Regions from separate parts of the Homo sapiens genome. Here region 1 is linked to region 2. Evidence: chromatin loops called from intact Hi-C (ENCODE). Cell type or tissue: pancreas. All regions are shown on one strand. Links, peaks and the distances in the headings refer to the core of each region. The heading gives the core; the rest is flanking DNA. Region 1 overlaps CEBPB-AS1 (CEBPB antisense RNA 1). Region 2 overlaps RIPOR3 (RIPOR family member 3).

Evidence for each region. A loop is a pair of places that touch in the nucleus more often than their neighbours do. Peaks named below come from ENCODE experiments on the same cell type or tissue, not always from the same donor. Only the 100,000 strongest peaks of a DNase experiment are listed, where the experiment ranks them.
Region 1: a loop joins it to region 2, with 5 times the contacts of the local background. A loop is called at or near these places in 106 of 110 quality-filtered maps.

The regions. Positions count from the first base shown.
Region 1 is chr20:50,178,277-50,188,119 of GRCh38, reverse strand. It overlaps CEBPB-AS1 (CEBPB antisense RNA 1), which reads left to right. Exons shown (of 7, transcript NR_125739.1): 6 at 993-1,107; 7 at 1,700-3,517. Among named protein-coding and RNA genes, the nearest start is that of CEBPB, 7.6 kb to the left of the region's middle. RefSeq lists enhancers at 1,436-1,525, 8,451-8,950. In pancreas, for the core only: a CTCF peak has its summit at 1,702 (motif pointing left); a DNase peak (open chromatin) is centred at 1,699.
Region 2 is chr20:50,583,580-50,593,422 of GRCh38, reverse strand. It overlaps RIPOR3 (RIPOR family member 3), which reads left to right. Exons shown (of 22, transcript NM_001290268.2): 18 at 227-388; 19 at 877-1,079; 20 at 3,654-3,737; 21 at 5,531-5,621; 22 at 6,091-7,315. The coding sequence ends at 6,191. PTPN1 (protein tyrosine phosphatase non-receptor type 1) reads right to left here. Exons shown (of 10, transcript NM_002827.4): 10 at 8,182-9,843. It overlaps MIR645 (microRNA 645), which reads right to left and starts at 7,637; the gene lies at 7,544-7,637. RefSeq lists enhancers at 5,200-5,259, 6,076-6,588, 6,589-7,102 and a silencer at 4,997-5,291. In pancreas, for the core only: a CTCF peak has its summit at 5,091 (motif pointing right); a DNase peak (open chromatin) is centred at 5,120.

The DNA of each region.
Region 1 (9,843 bases), core at 479-2,978, 400 kb after region 2:
GCCGCTGCGCCAGGCCACAGTCTTATCATTATCTCCACTTTATAGATGAGGAAACTGAGGCCCAGAAGAGCTAAGTGTGTCTGCTCCAGGTCACATGAAAGGATGAGAAGGAATAAAATCTTTCCAGTCTGACTTTCCCTCTTGGGTTTGTCATAACAGGCCTGGCAATGTGAGTCCCATCTTCTGGATAGAAGAACTGAGGCACAGAGAAGGGTAGACCTGGGGTCACACAGTGCGTTAAGGTGTTACTCGGACCTTGCAGGCCAGCCCCCAAAGACCAGACTCAGCCCCAGCAGGGGTCTAGGCCCTCTGGCCTCTGGGGTGGAACATGCTTGCCACCCTTCCCCACCCTCCACCCCCTGCTGGGGATGACCCATCCCTTCTCAGCGCAGGTCCCACCCCGGTGCCGACCCAGGTGTCCTGCAGGGAAGCTGCAAGCTAGGATGACGTAAGCCCTTGTTTTTACAAGGCTCTTGCTCAACAGGCCCCGCCTGCTGCTCCCCCACCCCCACCCCAGTACTGTTCAGCCTTTCCCCAAGAAGTGGGGATGGTGGGAGCTTGAACCACCACGGCCCAGAGGCCCAGAGTACGTGAGTGGCTGTGTGGGCACAGGAAACCAGGATCCCCCTGGCGCCACCTCTCCCAGTCACCTGCCCTCAGAACCTAGAGCCGGAAAGGATCTCAAACTGGCAGCCAGTGGCCAAATCGAGACCACAGATGTGTTCAATTTGACCCCATAGCGTTTTGCTTGATGTGTGTGTGTTTAAGTGAATTTATTGCCAACATTTAAAAATCAGGAGATTTCACATCAAAATTCAAATTTCCAGCTCCTCTTTTAAAACCTGAAGCTGTGGGCTGGGCCCACGTGGCCACATGGTGGTGGGCAGGAGCCAGGCGGGGGCGGGGAGGGAACAGGCACTTTCCTACCTGGGACACACGTCCTCCTCTGCCCCCAAACTGCTTTTCACAATTCCTCCTCCCCATCTCTGCAGCTTTTCCCTATCCCATTTTCAAGAGGAGAAAACTGAGGCGATTTGCCAAGGGGAGATCCACGTGGCTGCTTTGACAGAGAGTGTTCTGCAAAAGGGCTTAGAAATCAGCCAGCAGGTGGGAAAATATGGCGGAGAGGTGAACCATCAGAACATGAATGGGGGGGTGTCTCTAGTGGGCGTGGGGCAGGGGGATGGCAGGGGGATGGCCTTTCATGCTGCCCTGTGCCTTCCATGCTGTGGCTCTCCGGCCGTGTCTGGTGTCCCCTCTGGGCCTCAGTCCCTGGTATATAAAATGAGGTGATAATATTCTATCTGGGATTCTGGGCCTGCTGTTACCCCTCACTGCTGGCCTTCCCCGACACATTAGAGTTAATCAGATGTCCCTTTCACCCCACAAAGCAGGCAGATGGGGAAACTGAGGCCCGAAGAGGATTAGAACTTCCTACTTCCCCCTCCAAATCCCCCTTGTACCCTTGTGAATGGGTACAAGAGCCAGACTTAAAAGCCAGATTCCCTGATTCCAATGTTTGAGATTTTCCCCATCATGCCTCCTCTCTGAGGCCTCAGTTTCCCCATCTGCCAAGTGGGGCTGGCAGAGATAGATCCCCAAGGGCTGCCAGGCTCCGAGGTTCTGAGATCCAGGATTTTGGAGACGGGAGGTGCTCAGGACCGGTAGTGAAACTTGCCTGAGTATATACTGCCCCCAGGTGGCAGGTTCTGGGACTGCAGGAGCCATTCACATGCGTGAAGATCCGCTGGGCGCCCTTGCTCTGGGATCAGGAAAGGCCGGTGCCATGGATGTGATAGATGCACACAGGGCATCAGCAGGCCGCCGAGAGGAACCAGAGTGTCCAACGAACAGAAAACAGTGCTCAACCTTCACATTTATCGAATGTTCCTTGGCACATGCTGTAATTCTGGCCCTAAAGACACATTCATGGACAAGACAAGCAATTCCTGTTCTCGTGGAGCTGAAATTCTCCTGGGGGAAGACAAGCACTAAACAAGATCAATGATTAAAGTATAGATTGTATTAGATTCTGGTCAGCACTATGGAGGAAAATACAGCAGGGGAGCAGAGCAGGAGTTCTGGGAGATTTGATTTTTTGTTTTCTGGGGTTTTTTGTTTGTTTGTTTTTTGAGACAGGGTCTCACTGCTGGAGTGCAGTGGCACGATCTCTGCTCACTGCAGCCTCTGCTTCTTGGGCTCAGGTGATCCTCCCACCTCAACCTCCCAAGTAGCTGGGACCACAGGGGCATGCCACCACACCCAGCTGATTTTTTAATGTTTTGTAGAGATCAGGTCTCATTATATTGCCCAAGCTGGGGGAGTTGATTTTAACTTTATGTTAGAGTAGTCAGGGAAGACCTCACTGAGGTGACATTTAAGCAAAAACCTGAATGTGGTGAAGCAGGTATCTGGGGGACCTTGGACCACACAAAGGGAACAGCAAGTGCAAAGGCCCTGAGGTAGGAGCACGTAGTTGTGGTGATGACGGAGAGTAGCAGGAATTTGTGTCATAGAAATAGTGGGGGCTGGCCAGGCACAGCGGCTCATGCCTGCAATCCTAGCACTTTGGGAGGCCGAGGTGGGTGGATTACTTGAGGTCAGGAGTCTGAGACCAGCCTGGCCAACATGGTGAAACCCCATCTCTACTAAAAATTAAAAAAAAAAAAATGGCCAGGCATGGTGGCGTGCATCTGTAATCCCAGCTATTCAGGAGGCTGAGACATGAGAATCACTTGAACCCGGGAGGCGGAGGTTGCAGTGAGCCGAAATTGTGCCTCTGCACTCCAACCTGGGTGACAAAGCAAGACTCTGCCTCCAAAAAAAAAAAAATGGAACATGGAAACATGGAATGGGAGAAAATATTTGCAAATCATATATCTGATAAGGGGTTCATATCCAGAATACATAAAGAACTGTTACAACTCAACAGCAATAAAAACAACTCAATTAAAAATGGGCAAAGGACTTGAATAAACATTTCTCCAGAGAAAACTGTGAATGGCTAATAATCACATGATAAGATACTCAACATCACTAACCATTAAGGAAATACAAACCAAAACTGCAATGAGGCGCAACACTTTGGTGGATCACCTGAGGTCAAGAGTTGGAGACCAGCCTGGCCGACACGGTGAAACCCCGTCTCTACTAAAAATACAAAAATTAGCTGGGCGTGATGGTACGTGCGTATAGTCCCAGCTACTTGGGAGGCTGAGGCAGGAGAATCACTTGAACCTGGGAGGTGGAGGTTGCAGCAAGCCAAGATCACGCCACTGCACCCCAGCCTGGGCAACTGAGTGAGACTCCATCTAAAAAACAAACAAAACGCAATGAGAAGAGAGGATTTTGAATGTTCCCGACACAAAGAAATGATAAACGCTTGAGGTAATGGATATCCTAATTACCCAGATTTGATTATTACACGTTGTATACATGTATTGAAATATCATTTTGTAACCCATGAACATGTACAATTATGTGTCAACTAAAAATAAAAGGAATAAAACACAATGAGATACCACCTTACGCCCATTAGGCTGGCTGCTGCGTTGGGAAGGATGTGTAGAAACTGGAATGCTTGTGTAGCTACTGTGGGAAATGGTATGGCTGTTCCTCAAAAAATTAAAAATAGAATTACCAAATGACCCAGCAATTTTATTTCTGGGTGTGTATCCAAACGAATTGAAAGCAAGATCTTGAAGAGATATTTGTACACTCACGTTCATAGCAGCCTTCTTCACAATAGCCAAAAGGTGGAAGCAATTAGCTGGGTGTGGTGGCGGGTGCCTGTAATCCCTGCTACTTGGGAGGCTGAGACAGGAGAATCGCTTGAACCTGGGAGGTAGAGGTTGCAGTGAGCTGAGATCGCACCACTGCACTCCAGCCTAGGTGACAGAGCAAGACGCCGACTTAAAAAAAAAAAAAAAAAAAAAAAAAGAGGTGGAAGCCACCCGTGTCCATCGATGGACGAATGGACAAAATGTGATGTGTCTGTACAATAGAATGTTATTTAGCCTTAAAAAGTAAGGAGATTCTGACACAGGCTACAACACGGATGAACCTTAAGGATATTGTGCTAAGTGAAATAAGCCAGTCACAAAAGGACAAATACTGCATGATACCACTTACATGAAGTGCCTTGAGTAGTCAGATTCATAAAGACAGAAAATAGAACAGTGGTTGCCAGGAGCTGAGGTAGGAGGAAGTTCTTGTTTAATGGATATAGAGTTCCATCTTTGGGAAGATGGAAAGAGTTCTGGAGATGGATGGTGGTGACGATTACCCAACAGCGTGAATGTCCTTAATGGCACCAAACTGTGCACTTAAAATGGTTAATATGGTAAGTTTTATGTTCTGCGTATTTTACAATTTGAAAAAAAAGGCCAACGTGGGCCAGGCGCAGTGGTTCACACCTGTAATCCCAGCACTTTGGGAGGCCGAGGCAGGAGGATCCCTTGAGCCCAGGAGTTCAAGACCAGCCTGGGCAATACAGTAAGATCTCTTTTTTTTTTTTTTTTTTTTTTTTTTTTTGAGACGGAGTCTCGCTCTGTCGCCCAGGCTGGAGTGCAGTGGCGCGATCTCGGCTCACTGCAAGCTCCGCCTTCCTGGTTCACGCCATTCTGCCTCAGCCTCCCAAGTAGCTGGGACTACAGGCGCCCGCCACTGCGCCCAGCTAATTTTTTGTATTTTTAGTAGAGACGGAGTTTCACCGTGGTCTCGATCTCCTGACCTCCTGATCCACCCGCCTCGGCCTCCCAAAGTGCTGGGATTACAGGCATGAGCCACCACGCCCGGCCTCTCATTTCTAACAAACAAACAAAAGATGGATCTTCACCTGTGGACAGAGAAAGATGTCCACTGGCATTGTGACTTGAGAGGCAACAGGCAGGGCAGGGGCCTGGTAAAGTCACGTTTGTCTTGAAAACCTTTGCCATTAGCTAAAACGTTTTTAAAATGTGAATGACACGCAGTGTTGATGGTGTGGAAAAACAGGCACTCTTACAGCTTCAGTCTTTGTGCGAAGTGGCGTAACCTCCAGTTCTAATCTGGCCATGCCCATCAAAATGGGAAATGTCGCAGCCATAAAAAATGAGAGTTCATGTCCTTTGTAGTGACATGGATGAAGCTGGAAACCATCATTCTCAGCAAACTATCGCAAGGACAAAAAAAACCAAACACGGCATATTCTCACTCATAGGTGGAAATTGAACAATGAGAACACATGGACACAGGAAGGGGAACATCACACACCGGGGCCTGTTGTGGGGTGGGGGAAGGGGGTAGGGATAGCATTTGGAGATATACCTAATGTTAAATGACGAGTTACTGGGTGCAGCACACCAACATGGCACATGTATACATATGTAACTAACCTGCACATTGTGCACATGTACCCTAAAACTTAAAGTATAATTTAAAAAATAATAAAACAAAATATAAAAAAAGGAAAAAAACAAAATGGGAAATGTCACTGGACCCAGAAATGCAAGGCATTTATGCCACCAAGACACTCACATTTGCTTAAAGAAAAATGGAGAACAGCAAATGCTTTGCAATAGCAAAAGCTTGTGAGGTAACGTCAGTGGCTGTCATTACCAAAGAACACTAAGAAGAATGAGGTAGCTCCATGGGAGAGGACTTAGACCAGCACTGTCCAAGAGAACCTTCTAGAATGATGGACATGTTCTCTATCTGGGTTGTATCATACGGCAGCTATCAGCCATGTGTGTCTATTGAATTCCTGAAATGTGGCTAGTGTACTTGAGGAACTGAATTTTTAATTTTATTGAATTGTATTTAAATTTAAATTAAGGCTGGGTGCAGTGGCTCACACCTGTAATCCCAGCACTTTGGGAGGCCAAGGCGGGTGGATCATGAGGTCAGGAGTTCAAGACCAGCCTGGCCAAGATGGTGAAACCCCATCTCTACTAAAAAAAAAAACCCACAAAAATTAGCCAGGCACAGTGGCAGGTGCCTATAATCCCAGCTACTCAGGAGGCTGAGGCAAGAGAATCACTTGAACCCGGGCAGCAGAGGTTGCAGTGAGCCGAGATCATGCCACTGCACTCCAGCCTGGGCAACAGAGTGAGACTCCATCTTAAAAAAAAAAAAAAAAAAATTAGCCGGTCATGGTGGTGTGTGCCTGTAGTCCCAGCTACTTGGGAGGCTGAGGCAGGAGGAGTGCTCTACTTTTAAAAAATACATAAAAATTTAATCTTTTAAAATACATTTAAATCACCTCCTGGACTAGCGACTACTATATTGAACAGTACACATCTAGAACAATCTCCAAGATCTATCATTAATTGGAAAAAAAATAAAAGCCAAGAGCAGGCCGGATGTGTGGTGTGCGAACCCCACATAAATGAGGGGAGGAGTGGAAATGTACTCACGTATTCTTTTTGGTTTGTTTATCTGTTTAGAAACAGGGTCTCACTGTATCACCCAGGCTGGACTGCAGTGGCTGTTCACAGGGAGATCATAGCACACAAATTCCTGGGTCTGGCGATCCTCCCACCTCAGCCTCCTGAGTAGCTGGGACTGCAGACGTGCGCCACCGCACCCAGCTTCATGTATTTGAGGATGCAGAGGCTCATGCTGGAAGGGTCATAAGAAACCAGCAACAGTAGTAGCCCAGGGCCGGGGGTTCTGGCTGCCACCATGTAACACTGCACCTCAAAACTTAGTGAATAACGCTGCAATAACCGTGCAAGCGCAGATATTTCTTCAACATACTAGATTCATTTCCATAGGATATGTGCAAGCGCAGATATTTCTTCAACACACTAGATTCATTTCCATGGGATATATACCCAGTGGTGGGGTTACTGGATTATATAGTAATGCCTTTTTTTTTTTTTTTTTTCAAAACAGAGTCTCACTTTGTTGCCCAGGCTGGAGTGCAGTGGCATGATCTCAGATCTCAGCTCACTGCAAATTCCACTTCCCAGGTTCAAGCAGCTCTCATGCCTTAGCCTCCCAAATAGCTGGATTACAGGTGTGTGCCACCACGCCCTAAAAATACAAAATAAAAAATTTTTGTATTTTTAGTAGAGACAGGGTTTTGCCATGTAGGCCAGGCTAGTCTTGAACTCCTGACCTCAAGTGATCCACCCACCTCGGCCGCCCAAAGTGTTGGGATTACAGGTGTGAGCTACCACGCCCGGCCAGTAATTCTGTTTTTTAAGGGCTTAAAATAACCACCAGTATATTTGCTCACGATCCTGTAGGTGAGGAATTAGGACAGAGCATGAGGGGACGGCTTATCTCTGCTCCAAGCGTCCACAGTGGCTTCTGTGCTCCACGTGTGGCACCTCACGGCTGGCCCGAGTGGCGGATGGCTGGCTGGACCATGTGTCTGCTGCCTTAGTTCATTCCTCAGTGCTCCCTCTGGCAGTTTCTTTCTCCCCATGTGGCCTCTGCACATGCTGCAAGTTGTCCCTTCAAGTAGCCTCTCCTCCTGGCCTCTCTTGCCCTTTCCATGTGGTCTCCTCAGCACAGTCTTTTTTTTTTTTTTTTTTTTTTTTAAACCTTGCACTTTTTGCAACCAGCACAGACTTCTTACACAGCTGCTGGCCTCCCCCAGAACACAAAAGTGGAAGCTGCTGCTTAAGACTTAAGCCAGCCAGGCGCGGTGGCTCACGCCTGTAATCCCAGCACTTTGGGAGGCCGAGGCGGGTGGATCATTTCAGGTCAGGAGTTCAAGACCGGCCTGGCCAACATGGTGAAACCCTATCTCTACTAAAAATACAAAAATTAGCCAGGCGCAGTGGCACGACCCTGTAATCCCAGCTACTCAGGAGGCTGAGGCAGGAGAATCACTTGAGCCCAGGAAGGGGAGCAGAGGCTGCAGTGAGCCAAGATTGAGCCACTGCACTCCAGCCTGGGCAACAGAACAAGACCCTGTCTCAAAAAAAAAAAAAACTCAATTCACCATGGGGCCTAGCGTGGTGGCTCACGCCTATAATCCCAGCACTTTGAGAGGCCAAAGCAGGAGGATCACTTGAGGCCAGGAGTTCAAGACAAGCCGGTCAACATAGCGAGACCCCCCCGTCTATACAAAAAAATCCAAAATTAGCCAGGTATGGTGGTGCGCATCTGCAGTCCCAGACATTCAGGAGATTGAGGCAGGAGGATCTCTTGGGCCCGAGAGGTCAAGGCTGCAGTGAGCCATGACTGTGTCACTGCACTCCAGCCTGGGTGATGGAGCAAGACCTTGTCTCTAAAAAGAAAAAAAAAAAATGTTTGCCATGGACACGTATGACCTTATGATTGGTTGGGTCCAGAATGTTGCCCGGTCCTGCTTCCACACCTTGGTTGTGCTGTTCCCCTGCCTGTAACAGTCTTCCTTTCCATCCCCAGCTGTCGAAATGCCCAGGGAAACGTTCCCTGAATGCCCAAGTCCGTTACTCTCCCCTCCTCCAGGCTCCAGCTGGACTTCAGGCCTCTGGGCCTCACTCCATCCACCCTACTGGAGTTAGTGTTGTGTAGTCTCCCTCTCCTGGGAACCCCTCTAGGGTCTGCGCAATCTTGGTCATCTCTGTCCACACACACATACAGTGGAATCATGCAGGTGCTGAGTAGGTGCTCAGTGACTTGAGGGCCCAAACCAGGAAAATACACATTTGCCCAACCCACCTTCCCCAACCCACCCCACCCCACCCCCACGCCCCGCCACAGGCATCATGGGTTGCGCTGCCTAGAATGGCCACAAGGTGGCGCGGGAGCCCCGCCTCCGATCTCTGCAACCTCTGAACTGGGAAACAGCTTCAGACTGGGGTTCCTGAGGGCCAGAGACCCCCGGGAGAGGGGGCCTCAAGCCCAGCTTTAAAGAGAAAGCTTACAGGCCAGGCGCGGTGGCTCACGCCTGTAATCCCAGCATTTTGGGAGGCCCAGGCGGGCAGATCACCTGAGGTCAGGAGTTCGAGACCAGCCTGACCAACATGGTGAAACCCCCGTCTCTACTAAAAATACAAAATACAAAAATATTAAAAATACAAAAATTAGCCCGGTGTGGTGGTGCATGCCTATAATCCCAGCTACTTGGGAGGCTGAGGCAGGAGAATCGCTTGAACCCGGGAGGCAGAGGTTGCGGTGAGCCGAGATCGCACCATTGCACTCCAGCCTGGGCAAAAAGAGTGAAACTCGGTCTCAAAAAAAAAAAAAAAAAGAAAGCTTACTGCCTACTCCCCTCCTCAAATTCAAAATTTACTTCCTCTTCAAGTAAATGGACTTTAATTATAGGCGTGCCAGCACTGATAGCTGCAACAATCTCTGAAATCTTGTTTGAGTGAAAGATGCCAGATGCCAAGAACTTCCTGTGTGATCCCATCTGTTTAGAGCTCTAGAACAGGCAGAACTCACCCATGAGGAAAATATCAGCACGGTGGTTGCCAGTTGGGGGAGAGCACAACTGAGGAGGGGACAAGGGTGCTCGCTGGGGTGATGGTGTGTGTTTCGTGTGAGTTTCCTAAGGCCGCCATGATAAGATACCACAAACCCAAAACAACAGAAATTTATTCTCCCCTGAAACCAGGGTCCTGCTCCCTCTGGAGGCTCTGGGGAAGAATCCCTCCTTGCCTCTTCCATGGTGCTTGCCCGCCATCCACCATGTTCCTTGGCTCTAGCTGCCTCACCCCAATCTCTGCCTTAATCTTCCAACGGCCTTCTTCCAGTGCCTTCTTCCCTCTGTGTGTTCACCTCCAAATCTCCCTCTCCTTTCTCTTATATAAACACCAGTCATTGGATTTAGAGCCCCCACAATCCAGAATGATCTCATCTTAAGTTGGGTTCATCTGCAAGCCCCTATTTCCAAATAAGGTCACATTCACAGGTCCCAGG
Region 2 (9,843 bases), core at 3,928-6,427:
TTTTGTATTTTTAGTAGAGATGGGGTTTCACCATGTTGGTCAGGCTGGTCTCGAACTCCTGACCTCAGGTGATCTGCCCACCTTGGCCTCCCAAAGTGCTGGGGTTACAGGTGCGAGCCACTGCGCCCGGCCCAGAAAGCCTTTTAGCTGACCAGGCTACTCCCAGCTGAGAAGCGTGGAGGGTCGAGGTCTCAGTTTCTCCTGATGTACTCTCCCCTTTGGCCAGCGTGCCGCAGGCTCCTGGAGCAGGTGGTCAGCTGTGGTGGGCTGCTCCCCGGAGCTGGGCTCCCAGAAGAACAGATCATTACCTGGTTCCAGTTTCACAGCTACCTGCAGAGGCAGAGCGTCTCTGACCTGGAGAAGCACTTCACCCAGCTCACCAAGGAAGGTAAGACTGGGGTGGGTGGCTGTCATAGCAGAGGAATATCCACGGAGCCCTGTCACATGCAGTTTCTCAGGTTATAATTCAGAACCACTACATCCATCCCCGCCAACTGTTCTTTTGGGAACCCCGATTTAATGAGATTCTGCGTTCAGCCGATGGGGGCTGATATTAGCTCCAAGGGAAGTCAGCTTTAAAAAGCACGGAACAGAGGTCAGAGCTGGGTAGGAGGGTGATCTTGGCTGGCCAGAGTCCCTGGAAGTGTGGGCTGTGGTTTTATTAATTTATGGAGCATATTTGACCCCTTGTTAAAAGGCCTTCCTGGAGATTCCAGGAGCTCCCTGTGAAATTAGTCCAGGCTGGGCCTTGGTGATCATCCCGGTGGGTCTGGGATTTGTTCCTCTGTGGCTACTGGCAGCAGCCAAGCAAACTTGCAGCTGTCCTGCCAAACTCCCATTCAGGGGACCTGGGCCCACCTCTTTCCTGTCTTCTAGTGACACTCATCGAGGAGCTTCACTGTGCGGGACAGGCCAAGGTGGTCCGGAAGCTGCAGGGGAAGCGGCTGGGCCAGCTCCAGCCTCTGCCCCAGACCTTAAGAGCCTGGGCGCTGCTCCAGCTGGACGGCACTCCGAGGGTGTGCAGGGCGGCCAGCGCTCGCCTGGCTGGTGCAGTCAGGAACAGAAGCTTCCGGGAAAAGGTACGTTGTCCAGGGCAGGTGGCAGACCCTGGCCACAGATGTGTGGGCATAGGTAAGCTGGTGTTCTCATGGAAAAGTACAAAGAAGTGAGTGCCAGGGGCTGCAGTAGCTGTGAGCTATTTTGATGGAGGGACCTGGGCTACGATCTAACACACATGAATGCACCTTGCTGCTTCCAAAGCAACACATCTGTTAGGCCTCTGAGATGTCACTTGCACGCTGAATGTTTTTCTTAGTGCGTTTTTTGTCTGTCTGTTTAGACAGAGTTCTGCTCTGTTGCCCAGGCTGGAGTCCAGTGCCACGATCTTGCAACCTCCACCTCCTGGGTTCAAGCAATTCTCCTGCCTCAGCCTCCTGAGTAGCTGGGATTACAGGCGCCCACCACCATACCCAGCTAATTTTTGTAATTTTAGTAGATACAGGGTTTCACCATGTTGGCCAGGCTGGTCTCAAACTCCTGACCCTGCGATCCGCCTGCCTTGGCTTCCCAAAGTGCTGGGATTACAGGCGTGAGCCACTGCGCCCAGCCTTTCTTAGTGTTTTGATAGTCATCCTTATTTACTTTCAATTAATATTCATGGCTACCTGGTAATGGGTCACTGTGTTCAGTCCATTTGAAAACCAAGAGAGTGGACCTCTCTGCTTTTTCACTCTTTGCCTGTAACTACTGTACGTTTAAGGCGCCACACCCTGAGGGGTTCAGGAAGGGTGACATCAAGGGCATAGTCTACACTGATGGTCTCAGCTCCAGACTAGAGAGGAAATCTCCAGTTCCATTGCCAATAGCCCTTCTTGGAGCCCATCCGCCTACTTTGTGGTTGTTTTTAACTCTTTATTTGGAGACTTTTGAACTTGCAAAAGTAGACAGAGCAATATAATGAATCCACCTGCACCCATAACCCAAGCCCAACCACCATCAACCCATGGCCAATCCTGCCCCTTTCCCCTCCACTCCCCTGTATCACTTTGAAGCAACCTGAGGCATCCTATTTGACCTTAAATAGTTAACTATATGTGTCAAAAGGTTAAGAATTCTTTCAAAAATCACAACTCTAACACCATTATCTTATCTAAAAAATTAACTATCAATTCCTTTATATCATATATCTTATGTTCAAATTTCCAAGCCTCAAGCATCCTGTTTTATTTTTTGTTAAAATAGTATCTACATAAGGACACACATTGTGATTGGCTGATGGCTTCCAATCAATCTAAAGGTTTTTTTCCCCGTTTCTTTCTCTGCTTGCAATTAATTTGATCGATCCCAGGTTGACCTAGACTATCTAGACTTTGCTGCTTGCAGGAAGTTTAACGGTAGTTTAATGTATTTCTCTGTCTTCTGTAGTTCCTGAAAACTAGTAGTTGGCTTCAAGGATCCACTGAAGTCAGGTGTATTTTGTTTTTTGGGTATGGGGGTATATAAACAAGGCCTCCATGGGAAGCAGAGGCTGCAGGGAGCCGAGATTGTGCTACTGCACCCCAGGCTGGGCAACGAAGTGAGACTCTGTCTCAAAAAAAAAAAAAAAAAGGGCCTTCATCTTCATGTGACAGACTTTAGAGAGTAGGAAACACTGAGGTGGGGGCCAACCCAGTGACAGATTGCTTGGCCTCAGATGAGGGTGCTGAGGAAGGAGTAGGCTGCCATGACCTGGGACCCTGGGGTTAGAGGCAGTGGGCAGTGTGACATTTCCACACCGATGTGGCCTCACAGCCTTCACCAGAGCCCTGTGTAGGAGGAGCGGGAGGACCCGATCCTACTCCCAGTCTGTCTTCCCAAAGCAGCAGACACTTTGGAGAGCCACCTGCAGATGGAAAGGCGGCCATTCTCTTTTGGCTCTGGGCCCAGGTCCCTGGAGCCAACTCTACACCTGGGCCCCTCCATCGCCCCACCCGTGCAGTTGAAGGTGCAGCCACTCGACTGAGTGAGGGCAAACCCACTCCTGGGTTTCCCTTTGCAGCCGCAGACGCTGGACTCCACTGCGGGCCGGGCATAACCCTGTGTGCTTTCTGACAAACCCTACAATAACACATGAAGCAAGTGCCAGCTTTGTTTTCAGCTGAGTCAAGTTAGGCCCAAAGACATGAACTGATGTGGCCATGGTCGTGAGACCGAAGAGGGCAGGGTCACCGCTGGGATTGGACAGGAGGGCTGAGGGGAATAGGCAGGTTTCCCTCTGGCCCAAGGCAGCAGCCTTGCCCGTTTTCAGCTGAAGAGGGCAACGCACATGGGATGATCAGTTCTTCTGTTGTTCTGAGCTGGGCATCTGATTTCTCTGATTCAGCATTTTATAGACAGCAGTTTCAGAATGCACTTCCGGAATATTATTAGACAAAAATAGCTTTCTTCATTGTATTAGCCCTGGCATCTGTTTTTAGGGATAAATTAAACACCACAGTATAGATCTTGTGACTGTGTACACAGGGCCCAAAGATGGACCGATCGTGTCCTGAACGTTGTTTAGAGAAAGATGGGCACAGCGTGCCTTACTGTCGGCACCTGGTGGCTGATGGACCCGGAACCATGGACTCCACTTCTGCTTACCCCTCCATTCACAGCCTCCTTACTCTCCCCAGGCTTTGCTGTTCTACACCAACGCCCTGGCAGAGAACGACGCAAGGCTCCAGCAGGCCGCATGCCTAGCGCTCAAACACCTCAAGGTGAGCCTGACGTTTCCCCATTAGTGGCTGATAGAAAAGCCTGCTTGTGGTTAGGGTTAAGGTTAGTTAACTTCAAAATGATTCCACTGGGGCTGGGCGTGATGGCTCACGCCTGTAATCTCAGCACTTTGGGAGGCCAAGGCAGGCAGATCACCTGAGGTCAGGAGTTTGAAACCAGCCTGGCCAACATGGCGAAACTCCATCTCTACTAATAATACACACACACAAAATTAGCTAGGCGTGGTGGCACATGCCTGTAGTCCCAGCTACTCGGGACTTGAACCCGGGAGGTGGAGGTTGCAGTGAGCCGAGATCGTGCCACTGCACTGCAGCCTGGGTGACAGAGCAAGACTCCATCTTAAAAAAAAAAAAAAAAAAGTTACAAAATACAGAGATAGAAAAGAAAGTTATCCATCATCCTAGAATGTAGCAGAAACAATGGTTGACATTCTGGTATGCTTCTTTTAAAAGTTTGTGGGTGTGTGTGAGCATTTAAAATTGTTGATCCAAACATAGTTTAAAAACAGTCAACAAAATAAGAACATTTTGTGTTAGACTGGCAGCACTTTAGCTTTTTTTTTTTTTTTTTTTTTTTTTTTTTCTTGAGATGGAGTCTTGTTCTGTCACCCAGGCTGGAGTGCAGTGGCGCGATCTCGGCTCACTGCAAGCTCTGCCTTCTGGGTTCACACCATTCTCCTGCCTCAGCCTCCCCAGCAACTGGGACTACAGGCGCCCACCACCACGCCCGGCTAATTTTTTTGTATTTTTAGTAGAGATGGGGTTTTACCTGTGTTAGCCAGGATGGTCTCGATCTCCTGACCTCGTGATCTGCCCGCCTCGGCCTCCCAAAGTGCTGGGATTACAGGCATGAGCCACCGCGCCCGGCCTAGAATTCTTTATTTGTGGTGTTTTTTTTCTTTTTTTTTTTTTTTTTTTCACTTGAGAATTCTTTATGAAGGGGCTATCAAGTGTATACCTTAATTTAACCTACTCAGCTGCTTTCATAGGAAAGTTTACTTCATCCAATTTTTATCATAAATCATGTCTTATGATCATGTTTGTGCATAAAGCTTTAAAAAAACATGGAGTTCTGAATTATTTCCTTAGGCTAGACCCAATTCTAGGACCGGAGAATATGAGCATTTTTGAGACTCTTGATACAACCCACACATAGATCCCATGGATGTGAGGGGATGCCCGCTTTCCCTCAACCTCACCTGCATTTGGAATTGCACAATTGCTAGATGAAAGATAATTCAGTACAGATTGAACTCCCATTCATTCTGGGATGGATCAGCAGGAAATTCTAAGAGGAGAAGCTGGTTAGGATCAGAAAACCAGCGAGGGCCAGGTGCCCAGTAGAGGGCGCTGCAGCGCATGCCGGTCCTTGGCCTGCAGGAGCAGCCAGGGGGCATGTGCCTGAGTTGGGCGAAGTACTGGCACAGGCTGTCCTGGAGAGTAGGGCAAGGAGAGCGTGAGGGAGGCAGGAAGGTCCAGAAAGCAGCAGGTCTCCTTTTCAATTCTAGCCTTTCAGCAGGCATCCAGGATGACGAGTTCTGCTAACAGCCTGGCTCCCTAGCGGGTGTAAGGGCTGAAGAGGCGAGACGCTTCCAGAGTCCAGAGGTGCCTCTCATGAACCTGAGGCCACCTAAAAAACCTGGAAGCCTGGAGAAAAGGAAGGGGCTGAGGCCCCAGAGACCATGCTAGGACTGGCCCTGCAGGGCCACTAAGTGGACTCTACCTGCTGTTGAGAAGGCCCCCTAAAGGGTTCTTTTTCTCCTAATCTCGAACAGGGCATTGAAAGCATCGACCAGACTGCCAGCCTGTGCCAGTCTGACCTGGAGGCCGTGCGGGCGGCAGCCCGGGAAACCACACTGTCGTTCGGTAAAAAGTGGCACAAACTGTGCAGCGCAGCGGGGTGCCTGGGGCCCTTAGAATCTGCGAGAGGCCACACCCAGCTCTCCCAGCAGGCAGAACAACTCTGGGGCACCTGGGATGGGCACCGTTAGCAGCCCTGGCACAGAGCCGACCTCCACCCTTTGTAGCATCCTGCCAAGGCAGGCCTCCTCCATGGCTGGGGTGGCAGGGAGTGTTCGCTGTCTTCTTAGACCTTTGGGATAGAAGCCAGAGGCAAGGCAGGGTTCCCATTCAGCGGAACATCCTAGAGGTAAAGACAAGGCCCCCAGGCCATGTGAGTCACCAGGTGGGGGCTCCCGCACATACTCCCTCCCCTGCCGCTTTGCAGAGACCACTGAGACCCACAGTCACTAAGCACTAGGGCCACCCTGGCCCAGGAGAGTTGGAAGTGCCAAGGCAGGATCCAACCCGCTGACAGGTCCCTTTGCTATTTCAGGTGAAAAAGGACGGTTAGCTTTTGAGAAGATGGACAAGCTCTGCTCAGAACAAAGAGAAGTCTTTTGCCAGGAGGCAGATGTTGAAATCACAATATTTTAAAAAATCCTGGCTGATGAGCACAAATCTCACATCGTTTTTTTTGCTGCTGCCCAGCCTGGACATAGCCTGCACTCTGGGTAATGGTGCTGTGCACTCCTCCAGGAGTGTGAGCTGCCCAGAGCTCTACCTGAGACTCCGGCCATTGACCCAGCCCCAGGGCATGGGCTGGTCTTTTGTACAGAGGCAGAAAAAAGCAAGGCAAAGGTACAGCATTCCAGGGGCTGCACGGCCTCAACAGAGCGCTCAACTTCTGGCTGAGGGTCTGTGTGACCTTCCCCGAGATGCAGAGCTGAGCCAAACTAGGTGGCCACCTACAAAAGGGCCAAGGCCAGGCAAGTTGAGGCCCTAAATAAAAGGCTCCAAGGCAAGTGTGTAGAACTCCAGGCCTCGCTGCCGGTCAGCTGCTCGGCACTTCTGCGTCAAGAGGCACTGGGGATGCAGCAGGCTGGCAGGTGGCTGGCCCTGCTAATGCAAGACTGCTCAGGCCATTTCAGCAGCAGCCAGGTGTCACCTTGGTGAGCTGGGGAAGGTGGGAAGGCACAAAGCCAGGGTTTCTACAACCACACTCTCAGCCCGACTGACTTGCTGCGAGTGCTGGTGGAGCTCACAGACGGCGGCTGGTGGATGGTGGACTGTGAACCTCACTTTCCCTATGTTCAGCAGCACAAAGGGAAGAAGCCACCACATCAGCCCAGGAGCCCTGAGCAGCACAGGCAGTAGGGCCACTCACTTTGGCCATCCGCACCCAAATGCAATCAATCAACCCAGCTTCGGAAGCTACCCTAGGATCTCGTCAATAAACTGCTAAGAAGCCATCAACTGGCCTAAAGAAAGAGTTCACTGAAGAACGCAATTGCTTTAAAGAAAGAAAAATTAGTTTCCTATTTAAGTCTTAAAAAAAAGCAAACCATGTCCTGAGATGTCTGTGTTAATAGTGCAGAGAGAACCTAGGGTTTGAGGTTGCTGTAGCAATGGCATTGGAGAACTTTAACTTGAACATTCTCATCGATACTTCCTGGACATATTTTGTGTTTTTAACTTACTTAGTATTTATTTGCCTTGTTCATATGTTCAATTTTCTGAAATTTCAATTAAACTATTGGTGTTTCACTTTTTACCCAAAAGAGTAGACAGCAGTTGTTTCCCCAAATACCTGCCAGTGAGGAGGTCACTCCTGTGGTCTTGTGGTGCGCTGTGGGGACACTTGGAGGGTGGCCTCAGGCAGCAGCTCCGGTAAATGCAGTCTCCAGGCTTCTCTGCATGCTCTCGAAGGCTCCAGGCGTGCTCTCCCCTATATGGGCACTCTGTGGCACGGCCTTTGCCCTTTTGTCCCATCTGATTTCTGGCAAACCCTCTCTTTTTAAGCATCAGCAGTACCAGCCTAGAGCAGGGGTCCTCAACCCCCAGGCCACAGACCGGTACTGGTCTGAGGCCTGTTAGGAACTGGACTGCATGGCAGGAGGTGAGTGGCGAGCGACTGAGCATGACCACCTGAGCTCCATCTCCTGTTAGATCAGCTGCAGCATCAGGTTCTCTTAGGAGCGTGAACCCTATTGTGAACTGAATGTGTGCAAGAGATCAGGTTGCAAGCTCCTTATGAGAATCTGATGCCTGATGATCTGAGGTGGAAGTTTCTATCCCAAAACCATCCCTCACCACCCCCAGGCCTGTGAAAAAATTGTCTTCCATGGAACCGGTTCCTGGTGCCAGAAAAGGTTGGGGACCGCTGCCCTAGAGCATCCTCCCTCTTCTTGAAAGCTTAGATGCCCTTTTTTATACCTGAAATGGTGGAAGCCACACTGACTTCTGCAGCCCCAGGCCCCTGTGGGTCCACATGACCACAGCCTGTCCTCTTCCCAGTCTCATGAGCCTGGGCCTGCAGCCAGCTTTGAAACAGTCGAGGAAACTTCGAGGGTACTGGGGAACTCTTCGTACTATTTTGGCAACATTTTGCAAGTCCAAAATTACTTCAAAAAGTCAAAAAAATCACTTTGGGGGGAATTTACATTGTTTAATTTTGTACACAAATGAAAAACTATACTAATCTGTCTTATTTCTAAGTCAATTCTATATCAAGTGGACTTTACGTACTGAGATGTGGTAACCATTGTGTCTTACAGGTAATTGGGTAAGGGATATGGTTTTGAGATTACAACTCAAAACACTGTTCTTCAAACAACACTGGTAAGTTTGTTAAGTTATCTGAGGGCCCTACACAGGCAAAGCGTCAATTTGGGAAGGAAATGGGCTGAGGCCTAAGGTGTTCAACAAGCTCACAGTCAAGGAAAGCGCTCCAGCCTGAGGGTGCTGGCAATGCAGGGATGCTGAGGTTAATTCTTAGAAGTGGAAAACTCTAACCCCAGCTGATTGACAACATCTGTTTCACATCAGCAGGGATAGAAAGAAACAGGAGTTACTCATCCTGGTTTAGCTCTATTAAGCAAAGAAAAAAATGGGAAGCACCCCAAATTCATGTTCTTTAGAAAAAAATTTTATTGTTGCAGCTAAAATGCAAACCCATCATGAATATGGCAAGTTGGAAAACTGTACAGTCTGACAGTTCTGTGAGGTCACAGAAGACCCTGAGACACTCCCCCCCACCCACCCGGTCATGCAGCCACGTATCCACACACACCTGAAAAGGTATTATACCAAAACACCTTGCTTTTTTTGTTTTTATTTTTGTAAAAATGGTTTATTCCATGGCCATTGTAAAAAATAATGACCTGATGAGTAAATATTGGCTTAAGGCATATAGCAGAGCAGCTCGCTACCTCTCTAACATAATGTGTAACAAGGTGGAGAGCCAGCTGCTCTCCAAGGATAGGAGGTTAAACCAGTACGTCCATTTTGAAATGCTACTATATATACACACCCAAACTACTACATACATATACAGGACTTAAAAACAACAAGCCCAGCTCAGAATGCTTACAGCCTGGCACCTAAGCCTTATCCACACCTCACCATAGCTCTGCAGGGTGACACCTCGAATGTTCCCACCACAGAATTTCTCTGTACTGGCTTCTACCACGAGAAAGGCAAAATGTGAAAATGCTGGCAAGAGAGTAGCTCGGGAGCTACAGCTGCCGTGTTTTTCATGTTAAAAAGCCACTTAATGTGGAGGTCTTCAGTTCCCTTTGCAGGAAGAGTCGTGAGCACCATCAGGCCCCACAGGGTTTGAGGGTGGGGCAGACGCGCCTCTCTCGGCAAGGTGAACCGGGACAGAGACGGCGGCAGGCTGCCTAAAGGACCGTCACCCAGGCTGTTTCAAGAAGTGTGGTTTCCAGCAGGTGCCTCTCTTCCAAATCACGGTCTGCTCAAGAAGAGTGTTGACTTGGAATGGCGGAGGCTGATCCCAAAGGTGGGGGGCGGGGGGTGTCCCTGCTTCCCTAAATCATGTCCAGAGCGTGAGGTGTGAATATGGCTTCCCATACCCTTGGAATGTCTGAGTTACAGCAAGACCCTGCTGTACCAGGACAGGCTGGGCCTCACCAGGAAGTCACTAGAGTGTCATGCCAGGAATTAGGCAAATGCCTATTCCTGGAAAACTGCACCCTATTGCTGAGCGACAATGACTTCAGCAACAGGCTTAGGAACCACAGCCATGTAATGATCAGGTCATGCACAGGCAGGTTGGACTTGGACATGG